2 separate regions of the Homo sapiens genome follow, and region 1 is linked to region 2. A link is a contact called in ENCODE Hi-C data. All regions are on one chromosome and are shown on one strand. Each heading gives the region's core, a stretch centred on a gene start or an enhancer-like site at or near the end of the contact. The rest is flanking DNA. Distances are from core to core; before and after follow the strand shown. Region 1 overlaps LOC105369912 (a long non-coding RNA gene). Region 2 overlaps CRADD (CARD and death domain containing adaptor protein).

Evidence for each region. Hi-C counts contacts between places; a loop is a spot of excess contacts on that map. Pooled maps may share reads with other maps.
Region 1: a map of gastrocnemius medialis shows a loop between it and region 2 (2.0-fold over the local background). The contact joins two enhancer-like sites. A Hi-C loop is called at or near these places in 2 of 168 maps with a recorded cell type or tissue (ascending aorta and gastrocnemius medialis) and 4 of 50 pooled maps.

The regions. Positions count from the first base shown.
Region 1 is chr12:93,987,526-93,993,962 of GRCh38, forward strand. All of the region lies in intron 2 of LOC105369912 (a long non-coding RNA gene), which reads right to left. Among named protein-coding and RNA genes, the nearest start is that of PLXNC1, 160 kb to the right of the region's middle. Within about 2 kb of position 3,671, at least 6 of the 41 ENCODE cell types and tissues checked have a DNase peak (open chromatin) inside an H3K27ac peak, as active enhancers do; they include gastrocnemius medialis, where a contact is called at or near this core.
Region 2 is chr12:93,738,019-93,744,091 of GRCh38, forward strand. All of the region lies in intron 2 of CRADD (CARD and death domain containing adaptor protein), which reads left to right. Among named protein-coding and RNA genes, the nearest start is that of CRADD-AS1, 3.2 kb to the left of the region's middle. RefSeq lists enhancers at 3,300-4,256, 4,257-5,213 and silencers at 4,300-4,469, 4,500-4,589. Within about 2 kb of position 4,338, at least 32 of the 41 ENCODE cell types and tissues checked have a DNase peak (open chromatin) inside an H3K27ac peak, as active enhancers do; they include gastrocnemius medialis, where a contact is called at or near this core.

The DNA of each region.
Region 1 (6,437 bases), core at 2,421-4,920, 250 kb after region 2:
TTTTTGCCTGTTTTACTTTGGATTGTTGGTATTTGGAGCAATGCTGGATGCCACGACTCAAAATCATTATCATTGCTTGAGACTTATAATTTGTTTAAGATTTGCACCACTTCAACATAAATGGCTGGTTTTACTAACATTCCACCTGAAATTCTGTATACTTCCATGGACATCTTAAAAAAATACATATCCACAAATTTGCTCAGCTTAAGGAAAAATTGGAAAAAACTTAGATGCCCTAAAATAGGGAATCCTTTATTATATTACATTCATATATGGTAACCATTAGTGCTGTCCACCAAATATTTCCAATTCTCCTGCTGGACACATAGTAGGATTTCATTTCTTTCCCACCTTAGCTTAAGTGAGGCCATGTGACTAGCTTTAGCCAAGGAAATGTGAAAGGAAATACAATGTGGCATCCAGGCAGAAACTTTAAGAGCCAATGTATCACCAAGGCAATCCTAAGCCAAAAGAACAAAGCTGGAGGCATCACACTACCTGACTTCAAACTATACTACAAGGCTACAGTAACCAAAACAGCATGGTACTGGTACCAAAACAGAGATATAGATCAATGGAACAGAACAGAGCCCTCAGAAATAATGCCACATATCTACAACTATCTGATCTTTGACAAACCTGAGAAAAACAAGCAATGGGGAAAGGATTCCCTATTTAATAAATGGTGCTGGGAAAACTGGCTAGCCATATGTAGAAAGCTGAAACTGGATCCCTTCCTTACACCTTATACAAAAATCAATTCAAGATGGATTAAAGACTTAAACGTTAGACCTAAAACCATAAAAACCCTAGAAGAAAACCTAGGCTTTACCATTCAGGACATAGGCACGGGCAAGGACCTCATGTCCAAAACACCAAAAGCAATGGCAACAAAAGACAAAATTGACAAATGGGATCTAATTAAACTAAAGAGCTTCTGCACAGCAAAAGAAACTACCATCAGAGTGAACAGGCAACCTACAAAATGGGAGAAAATTTTCGCAACCTACTCATCTGACAAAGGGCTAATATCCAGAATCTACAATGAACTCAAACAAATTTACAAGAAAAAAACAAACAACCCCATCAAAAAGTGGGCAAAGGACATGAACAGACATTTCTCAAAAGAAGACATTTATGCAGCCAAAAAACACATGAAAAAATGCTCATCATCACTGGCCATCAGAGAAATGCAAATCAAAACCACAATGAGATACCATCTCACACCAGTTAGAATGGCAATCATTAAAAAGTCAGGAAACAACAGGTGCTGGAAAGGATGTGGAGAAATAGGAACACTTTTATGCTGTTGGTGGGACTGTAAACTAGTTCAACCATTGTGGAAGTCAGCGTGGCGATTCCTCAGGGATCTAGAACTAGAAATACCATTTGACCCAGCCATCCCATTACTGGGTATATACCCAAAGGACTATAAATCATGCTGCTATAAAGACACATGCACACGTATGTTTATTGCGGCACTATTCACAATAGCAAAGACTTGGAACCAACCCAAATGTCCAACAATGATAGACTGGATTAAGAAAATTTGGCACATACACACCATGGAATACTATGCAGCCATAAAAAATGATGAGTTCATGTCCTTTGTAGGGACATGGATGAAATTGGAAATCATCATTCTCAGTAAACTATCGCAAGAACAAAAAACCAAACACTGCATATTCTCACTCATAGGTGGGAATTGAACAATGAGATCACATGGACACAGGAAGGGGAATATCACACTCTGGGGACTGTGGTGGGGTGGGGGGAGGGGGGAGGGATAGCACTGGGAGATATACCTAATGCTAGATGATGAGTTAGTGGGTGCAGCGCACCAGCATGGCACGTGTATACATATGTAACTAACCTGCACAATGTGCACACGTACCCTAAAACTTAAAGTATAATTAAAAAAAAAAAAAAGAGCCAATGTATAATTTTTTTTCCCATGGTCAGTTTTTCTTCTACCTGGGTCCTGGAGTGAGAACATTATGTCACAGAGCCGATCCCTAACTGATCTGCAATTGACACATAGAGTGGGCAAGAAATTAAAAATTGTTTTATGTCACTGAGATTTTGGGGTTATTTGTTACTACAGCTTAACCCAGACCATTCTGGCTGATAGGCCACAATGGGACACTAAACAGTTCACGAAAATTACATAGTAGAAAAATGTCAGATGATAAAGGACAGATACAGGTTATATATTCAGTAAAAATTGCAAGTTTTAAACAAGTATTGGTTAATCATTGAAAAATACATATGAAATGGAGTTTCCTGGGATAGACTGGATCTTTAGAATTCTGAAGCTGAAAATAATTCAATGAAAAAACGTGTCTTTGGTAAGTGTCCATCAACATACGGATAAGCAAAATATGGCGTATACATGCAATAGAACATTATTCAGTCTTAGAAAAGAAAATCTGACATGCTACAACATATGAGGACATTATGTTAAGTGAAATAAACCAGTCACAAAAAGATAAATGTTGTATAATTCCACTTATATGAGGTATAAGTGTAGTCAAAACCACATAGACAGAAAGTAGAATGATGCATGCCAGGGACTGGAGGAGACGGAAATGGAGAGTTGGTGTTTAATGAGTATAGAGTTTCAGTTTTACAAGATGTGAAGAGGAAAACAAATCATTCCCTTTTCCTGGGCTTGGGAGAGGGCTTTGGGTCTCTCCTGCATGAAATGGAGAAGCCTGATGATTCCTGGTGTTGAAGAGTAAGCTCACCCTGGCCTCAGAGATGTCAGTTGGTGGTTGGGTGGGAGCCAGCCTCAACCTATGATTCTAAGATTAGTGTGGGGGCTGAGGCCCTTGGTCCCCTAAAGGTTTGTTGTAAGATCACTAACATGAAGCAGATTGATGAATAGGAGAAAAGGCACACACATTTATTTCACATGTATACATGGGAGGCTTCAGAATGAAGACCCAAAGAAACAAGGAAAATTGTCCATTTTTATGCTTAGGTTCAACAAGGTATGGACAGCCACGTAGAAATATGATTGGACAAAAAGGGTCTGATCTACTGTGAATAGACTGAGCAGGGAGACTCCACAAGGCCTGTCTGTTCAGGTTCTTCTTGGTCTCCCTGTGTAGCTTTCCTTCCTTCTGGGTATGGGGACTTTTACCCTCTCTGGAATGGGGGCTCTCTGCAATGGGTGTCTTCTGACCTACAGTCAAACAAGGTAGGTCAGATCATTTATTTCTGGCCCGTTTTTGTATGGAATATTTTTAGGTGTTTTGGCTGGCTTTCAGGAAAAGGGGTTCTGGTTTCTATGCCTCGCCTTGGGGGAAGAGGGATTCTAGTTTTTATGGCTAGGCTTGGGTTGCAGGGGAGGGCGGGAGAAGATCAGAGAAAAACTTTTGCTTCCGTGGCTGCTCTGAGGCCTTCATTTTGGTGTACAGTTTTTTCAGCCCCAGCATTAGCCATTTGGTCTGGGAGCTGGAGGGCCTGTGTTGCCGTTTAGAGGGAAGAGCCAAGGAAAGAGTGTGTCCCTTCCCAAGGCTCTCATGGATGTATGAGGACCAGTCAACAGCGAAGGGTGGCTGACTGTGACAGAGCCAGCAAGAGAGGATTCAGTCACAGAGAAAAAAATGCAGGCCCCCAGCCAGGGTCCTCCCGCAAAGTATGACAATTCAGAACTACTGGGGATGATACAGACAACATTCAGCCTCCAGTGTGTGTTCCTGTCTCTCCCTCTAGAGGACAGTTCTCGCTCTCAAAGTGCGCTCGGTGTGTCGTGTCGCCATGGTAAAAAGGCAGGAGACAGCAAACGCTTGATCCGAGCTGCACCATGCCTCGTTTTCACTCTCCCTGAAGACAAAAGAAGGTGGCAAGTAAGGAAAGCTCACCCCAGGGAGTTTTCTCGGAGAACACAAGCGGTCCCAACAGGGTAAAGGAGAAAATAATTATCTGGAAAGGTTGCAATTAATAGTATCAGGTTTAACCTTTGTGCTAATATGGGAATCTAAGGCACTAAGTCATCGCCTAAGACCTAGTGCTCTCTGTACGACAAAGCTTTAGTCTTATAATGTGGAAGTCAGTGCTTATTACATCCAATGCCTGAGTTCCCAGCGGACAGAGTTCCTTCTCAGGCAGCCGGCCAAGGACACCAGAAATTAAGCAGGGGTCTGTGGCTCTGCCGTCTAGCTATGACCAAATTTAAATTTGTGCTTTTTGCCTTGCCTGCCAGTGAACCTGCTGCTAGACTGAGATGTAAATGCCATTTCTGGTGTACATTAAGAAAATGTGAAACAATTAGCTCAAAGCCGTGGTTATGGAGCAAAAATATTAAAAATATAAGTTAGAAAATCCTTGTGACAATGTTCATGTGAATGGTGAGGGTAGGGAGTCCATTGCATATATGTGTGTGCATGTGTGGAGGAGTACGTGTGTTGAATAAATATGCATAAAGAGTGCATCAGCAGTAGATCCAAGAACTTATGTATGGGGGTGGGTGTGGAAATCCACATTTTAGTAACATTTTTTCCTTCTTCACAGTCAAGTGACGTTTCTTCAAACATCTGTTCTGTGAGCAAAGTAGGGAGGGACGTACATCAGTGTTAAGTGCTTGGGAGAGGAATTCTGGAGGAACACTACCCACTTAATTTAGCTCAGCTCTATGAAAGATTGCAGGGTTTGGGACTATTTCTAGCCACATCTGAGAGTCTGTGAAAAGTGGAAGTAAAGTCATTAAGCGGAATGGGCATTTATACATTTGGTAATTTGTCTTGAGTCAGAAAGTCTAGACACTCCCCTGGGAATGGGGGGAATGTGGGCCATGGTTATGACCTTCAGGACTCTGGAAACAGGAATGACAAAGACCTGGAAGGTCCTGAGGCAAATGGGCTCAATAGATCTTTTTTTTTATTTGAAACAGAGTGCAGTGGCACAATCTTGGCTCACTGCACTCTCCGCCTCCCAGATTCAAGCGATTCAGCTACCTCCTGAGTAGCTGGGATTACAGGCACACACCACCACGCCTGGCTAGTTTTGTATTTTTAGTAGAGACGGGGTTTCACCATGTTGCCCAGGCTGGTCTCGAACTCCCAGGCTCAGGCTAACCACGTGCCTCGGCCTCCCAAAGTGCTAGGATTACAGGCGTGAGCCACCACACCCACCTTCTTGGTGAAGGCACATAAAGCAAAATGAAAGCCCACTGGTCTGGTGTTCAGACACAAGCCAGGCCTCACCCGACTTGGAGACAGGCAGCCCCAGCCAGCAAGAGAGTTACAGACCTCAGCTAGATCTGGGGACCACCAGTTTCCTACCAGGGCAACCTGAGAATGTACTCTCTCTGTGCCGCAACTCTTTCCCCTCTCAAATAGGCACAACCATTGTAACAACCAGAAGAGCTAACATGGATGAAGAACTTCCCGCGTACCAGGCACCATAATAAATGCTAGATCCATGTACTCTTCTTGATAATCCTACAATGTAGTATTATTATATTTCATTGATTCTAAGATGTTCTTTTTTTTATATTTTAACATTCTCTGTTATCAGGATGAATAATTGATAAGAAAGCCTGTAAGTCATGGTTAAATTTTTTTTTAAGAGACAGGGTCTTGCTATGTTTTCCAGTCTGGTTTTAAACTCCTGGCCTCAAGTGATTCTGCTGCTTCAGCTTCCCAAAATGCTGGGATTACAGGCATAAGTCACCGCACCCAGCCAGTCATGATTAAATTTATACTTTTAAATCTTTTTTAGTGATATATAAATTGATGATGTGTTAGATTCAGTGAGGAAACTGAGGCAGAGATTTGAAAACTGAGGCACAGGTGGGCTGAATAACTCGCCTAAGTTCACACAGTTAGAAAGTGGTAGAATGAGAGTTTGACTCAATGCTGTTTCTAGAGTTGACTTTCTTCTAAGGTGCTAGACTTCCTGGTCCCTCCACTTACCAGCTGTGTGATCTCAGGCAAATTCCTAACCTCCCTGTGCCTCTGGGATTTTTTCATCTGTGAAATGGTGATAATAATATTAGCAACGGCTTCATAGGATTGTTGTGGAGGTTAAACAAGTTTACATATGTAAAGTTCTGAAAATAGTGCCCGACATATGGCAAGTATTCAATAAACTTTAGCTACAATTACTTTTTCTTCTTCTAAAGAGAAAACCAGCATCACTTGTTACGTATAGAAGACAACTGGAAAAAAGAGGGTTGTAACTAGCAAAAGGAGAATAAGTTCATCTCTGTGTCCCTAAAATCGTCTTGGCCCCAGGACAGGTATGCTTACCATATTTTGGGAAATGGCTTTTTGTTCTATCTCTCAAAAATTGAGAGATCAAGTGAAAGCGAGATGGGGGAAAGTGGCTGAGAGGGAGTGGCTGTGAGAGGTGAGGAGGGAAGGACAAACAGAAGGACAAGGTAGGGCAGCAGATCTGGGGCTGCCCTGGGTTTGCTTCAGAAGGTG
Region 2 (6,073 bases), core at 3,088-5,587:
GTATTCCAAAGGCAAGCAGGAGAGTTTCATAAACAGGTCCCTTTCTATTCGTTTTTACTGTAAGTGTTGAATTGAGCTAGGAGGATCACATGGCCCATTTTGCAAAGGGCAGTCATGTTCTGCTGTTTCTTAGCTGTTTTGTCAGTTGGAACAAAACAACAGCGCTGCTCATTTTTTGCAGGGTTAGAGGAAAAAGGAAGGACTGGCCGAAGAATGGGGTGGGGAGCTGGAGAAGAGAAGGGCCAAAAGTGTCAGACTGTGGGGATGAGGACCTGAAGGAGGCCCATGAGACCTCAGGCATGGGCCCTGGAACTCTGCCTTTTTGAAGCCTGTTGACAATCTCACCCTAATTTAACCCTTTGTGGAATTCTTCCATGAGATGCAGTTGCCATCATCAGGCTTCCTAGAGAATTGAGCCTGCCCACTCTGTTATGAAGTCTACCCAGAAGAGCTGGCAGAGTAGGCCCCTTCACTGGGACTGCAGCAACACTGACCAAAGCAAATCCTTCTCTTGGAAGAAACAAACTCATTCCTCACACCTGCCTCACCCCGCTCCCACCGCCACCCCCTGCACCACACGCCAGCCCTTAATAAAAACTAAAACTGATGTCATTGTAACCTTTGGTTATTCTTTTTTGTGCGTAAAGTGTCAACCTCCTGTTTTATTCTCATAAATAATGGAAATCTTAACTTCATTTCAGAAAATCACAAAAGATAACAGGGACCCTATTCAAACAGAATAAAAATAATTAGTAAGTCACAAACTCTGACTAGAAAGAAAAAGAGAAGAGAGAGAGGGAAGGAGAAAGAAAGAAGGAAAGAGAGGGAGAGAGAGAAACGAGGAAAGGAAGGAAGGAAGAAAGTGAAAGAAGAAAGTCCTCTTGTTGGTGTTAAAATGTGTCTTTAAGGGGAAACTTATCATTTAGGTTACTAATGGTTTCTTTCTTCATCATTTTAATTTCCATTAATAAAATGTGACTTTGAAAGGATGCAGGGAGTTTGGGAATAGAGAGTTTTATTTTTATTTGTTTATTTTTTTTCCCCTTCTCCCAGCAAAATACACAGGTATCTGACTATGTAGAGACACGAAGCCACCTATCCTGACCAAACTTGGCAGTGGTCAGGGGATAGGAGGAAGTGTAGTGCCATGGGATGGGCACCAGCCCTGATGAACTCGACTTTCTTTCCATTTCTCTCCTGCATCCAAATGTTGAGGAGACTTTGAGTAGTAGTGTAGCCTCTTTTCCTTTTAAAAATCTGCACCCTGCTTATTTCCAATACAGATATGAGGTTGGTACCCACTAATCTTAACAGGATATATATATATATATCTAAAGTATATAACATATTATTTAAAAACTAATGTATTATTTAGGTTTTATTAAATTATCCTGTTTTTAGGCTATGCTGATGGGCTAAATTTGCCTAAACTCCTGAGATTTAGATTCTCATTTATTGGCATTAGAGGAGTTCCTAAAAAAAAAAAGCTATTAAGATTAAATATCATAAAAATCTTTCTAGGAAAATATAATCAAAAGCATCAAGGCTGTCTCCTACAGTTAGTGGTTTCTATTATTTTGGTTCTCAGAGCTATGACAATGTCACTGGATTTCAAGAATTCAGAAAGACAAAAAGAAAACTCATAATTTTGAAATGGGGAAAGGGAAAGATCTTGGACATAGTCTTCTGTTTTTAAAATAGTCATTCTCATTTTAAAATAGGAAAAAAATTATTTTTCATTTAACAAAGCAAAAAACCCAGTCTGTACTTTTAAATTAATGCAAACATCAATATTTTATAGGGAGAACATTAATAATCATTGTGGAGCCCATTAATCACAATTCTGCTTTTGATTTATTGTAAATATGCCTCCCATTTTCCTCCTCATTACCAATCACCTTCTTTAATTATAAGAGGGCTTTCATTAAAACTTTTGAATCATTTATTTTGGAGCACCTAACTTTAGAAGACATTTATTGATTTTTATAGCATAAAATACAAATGTTTTTATTTTAGAAAACATCATAAACTAAAACTTTATTGGAGGAGTTTGGCTAAAGATTCAAAAATATATAGAAGTAAAAATATATTTAAAACTGCACAGTTTTTACAACAGCATGTATGGCATTTGGATTCAGAATTTTAACTAGCAGTAACCTCATCTGTTTAGTAATGAATTTTAAAATAGAAAAAAAATCTGCCAAAACAGACCAGTTGTTTATTAGCTATTTAACTTTGATGAGCTGAAATGAGATAGTGAAGCAGAATAATTAGAACAACTTTTTTTCTCAACATCTAAATATTTCTCTTTTTCATTAACATTTCAGTTAAGTTTGAAGAAATTCCAAAAATGAGATTCTCATTAACTAAAAGGAATTCTAAGGGTTATAAGCCATCTACATTTTTTCTATGACCTGAAGACTTTTTTTCGAAAACCAATTTTGGGGGAGGATTGTCAGATTTACCTAAGGTTTTGGTTTTTAATTTAAAAAAATTTAAAGAAACTATCTTAGTGATTTTTGTCATCATTTTTATTTGTTGCCATGATTAATATATGGAAATAAGATAAATTGGATTCTATTTCTGTGAAAGCCATATTCTTAACATCAATGCCTACCTAAAAAATATACGAGTCACACTTGATCATTCAGAATCATTTTGAAATTCTCTGGTAATCTTTTAAAAAGCCAGCGTTGACTAGTATTATGTGGCTAGTTATATTTATTACAGCAGTCTAGTTATTGTTTGTGTAACTATAGTTTTTTTCTAATAGAAATAAAATGTCTATTTGCAGGATAAAAAGAAGTATGTATATTTGATGATTTTGTTGTAGAAAATACTTAATACCTTTTAAAAGCTGTTTGACTTTCGGTTTTAAAACAGCTGTGTAGCTTGGTGAGTCCTGCAGATTCCGGCTTTCTCTGTGGCCTTTGAGCCAAGTAATTTTTTGCAACATTTTCCTTTGCTTTCTTATAAACACTCAAAAATTATACTTGCTTTTCCTGAAGGCCAGCTATTAAGTTAGAAAGCACCAAAGGTGTTATGAAATTGCCCTTTATTTTTTCGTACATCAGGGAGGAATGATAGATTTTGTGTATCTCTTGTGTGTCATTAGAACAGAAATATTTAGGGCTGCTAACTCCCGGAGTTGTGTACTTACCCTTATTACAGATGCAATGATTTTGTCTGACTGCATTGCTTTAAGATGAGTTTTATTGCTTTCATGCTTAGGCAAGGATATTTAATTTTATTTGTGTTTAGAGTATCTTGTTGTAATATACTTCTCCCCCATCTTGTGCTCCTAAATTTGGGATAAGCATAGAATCCTTTTAAGAATGTAGGTTATTTTCCAGTTTACTAGAAAGCATGACACATATAAATTAGCGACTAAGGATTATAGCGTCCTTTCCTAAAGGTTATCATGAAAAAAAGTTAAAATGTCAAAGAAGATCCTACTCCAGTAAAAACAATTTACTCTGTAAAATCCTGATACCTCATAGGAAGCTTTGGATCTTGTTCTCAGCTACCAAAATTCTTTAAATATGAAAGTTAACATGACAGGAAAGTGGAATACACTCTGTGCTGAAGACCCACTGTTCAAGGTGTGTGGTTATTAATCTGGGTTTGAATTTACAAATTATATGGTCTGATTAATTTGTAGATAGGGGTCGGTGGAGGTTAGACGATGGGCTTTAGAACAAAGAGGCTGATAAAATACTACTCACAAGCCTTTCTGCTTGTTTGTGACTCTCTGGAAATGCCATTAGATAGTTCTCATAGCTATGGTCAAAATAAGTAGGCTTAGAAATAAAAGACATTTTCTCCCCTGTAAAAGGAGGCGGCTGGCCTGTGCTCTTTCTAGGCTCTTCCCAGAGACAGCAACCTCGGCTTCTGAACCCTTAGTGCTCATTCTATGCTCCACCGCGTCTCCTCTACACGCCATGATCTTTGTTATCTGATTTGCTAGCCATTGTTATGGAAAGTTCTCGACTGTAATGCAAAAAGCTCAGCCTTGGGTCCTTGCTAATGTCAGCAACCCAAAGGCGCCCCTCAAACCACCTCGAAAAGAAAAATCCTTTAAAAGATGTCAAACTCTCCTTTCATGTTAGCCCAAAATGAAGTTCCCGAGCAGCATCTGGCAGAGCAGGGTAATTCAATCTATTTTAATGCAAAGATTTTCCAAGAAGGCAGGAAGCCGTCAAGGAGAAGGCTTTGAGGCATCTGCTGTTTTGTTTCCAGATCCCTTGTGTTAATTTAATGTTTCTAGGGAACCCGGCTCTTTCTTTTTTCTCGGAATCCCTGCTCTAGGAACTGGTGAGTGCGGGGGCGCTGTGGGAGCTGCAGATAAGCCAGCGCTTGGCCGGGCACCCGCGGGCCGCGCAGCGGGGCAGGGAGGCGCGCGGCCCCAGCCGCCCTAGGGCGCCGGCTGCCTCTGCGGGCCCCGGCTGCCCAGCCCAGCGCGGGGAGGCGGCGCCGACTGCCGGGGGGCGCCTGCAAGACCTGTTTATTTGCATTTGTCCAATTTGGCTCAAGTGAAAGGTAAATACGGAGCGATCAGCTTGTCCTCACTCCAGCAAAACCAGGGAAACTCAGCTCCATCTCCAGGAAACAAACCCAACCCAAACCTGAGTGAAACGTAAATCTTGCATAAACAAACACGTTCTTTTGCTTCTGGGAAGGAACACCGGAGAAATGGGCATTCCTTCCGACTGCCCGCCTCCCACTGTCGGTAAAAATGAGCCGTCACAGGTTGCCGGCAATTTCTTGTTGTGTCCCGAGCCATTCCGCGGATCTTGTTTTGAAGGGGCGAGTCAGGTGTTTGTGCGGCTCCAGATCCTGAACAGGTTATGCGCTGGGTCCTTCCTTATCAGGAGGGGGGTCAGGCTGCCCTCCCATTCTCATCTTCCGCCCCAGACCAGAGGCTACACCAAAGTTCACTTTTGAAAAGAAATCCTGCAGAATTAAAAATAAATGTCTGCCCTTTAAAATAGTTTCGTTTTAGTATTATGCATATTTCTGTTTAGGAACTTGTAATGCTAATAATTTATGTTGCTATGACAATTGTCCTGCATACCTAATATTAAATTTAATGAATTAATGTGGCGTATAGAGTAATAGTAACTTAACTAGTACTCCGATAATGCCAGTATTCCCTGTGTTACTAAGTTAATGGAATCAGAATTTTGGAGTTACAATATAGAGGTTTTTTAGGCCAATTTTTCTATGGGATTCTAGGGATCTTTTTATAACATTTCTGCTTTTCGAAGCAGTCTATACCATTGCTGGAGAGCCGTAATTACTAGGATGCTATTTCTTTTTGTTTGTTTGTTTGAGACAGGGTCTTGCTCTGTCATCCAGGCCGGAGTGCAGTGGGTCCAACTCAGTTCACTGCAACCACCACCTCCTAGGCTTAAGCGATCCTCCCACTTCAGCCTCCCCAGCACCTGGGACCACAGGCCCTCGTCACCGTCTGGTTAAGTTTTGTATTTTTTAGTAAAGATTTGGTTTCGCCATGTTGCCCAGGCTGGTCTCGAATAGAACATTATTCCTTATAGTAAGCTGAATTCCCTGTGTAATTATTCTTACTGTCCCTTCAATAATAAAAGCCTAAAATTATTCTTACTCATATATTTTAGTGAGGGTGGTGCATGCTTGAAGACCGTGATGAGTGTTCTCTTCTTATATTCAGGGCAACTATGATCACATATTGGGCTCCAGATCCTTGCTTTATGCATCTTCTTTTGAATTGTTTAGAAACAATGGCAAAATTTCCAATTTCAAGGTAGTGCTTGAAATTATGCAATAAAATGTTATGTTAGCAACATTTTTTTTTATTTTAAAAATTCCTTTGATTATTTCACACTTATATCCTGTTCTCTGTTATGGTAGTTTTGTTTTCTATTTTATTTTTAGTTTCTATGTAATTTATTGTGCTTTAGCTGAAATCACTAAATAAAGATAAATGAGTTTAACAGACTCTTATGTGCTCATTTTTGGTTCTTTTTTGCTTTACCCCTTGTATTCGTTTTCTATTACGGGCATAACAGATTACCACAAATGTAGTGGCTTACCA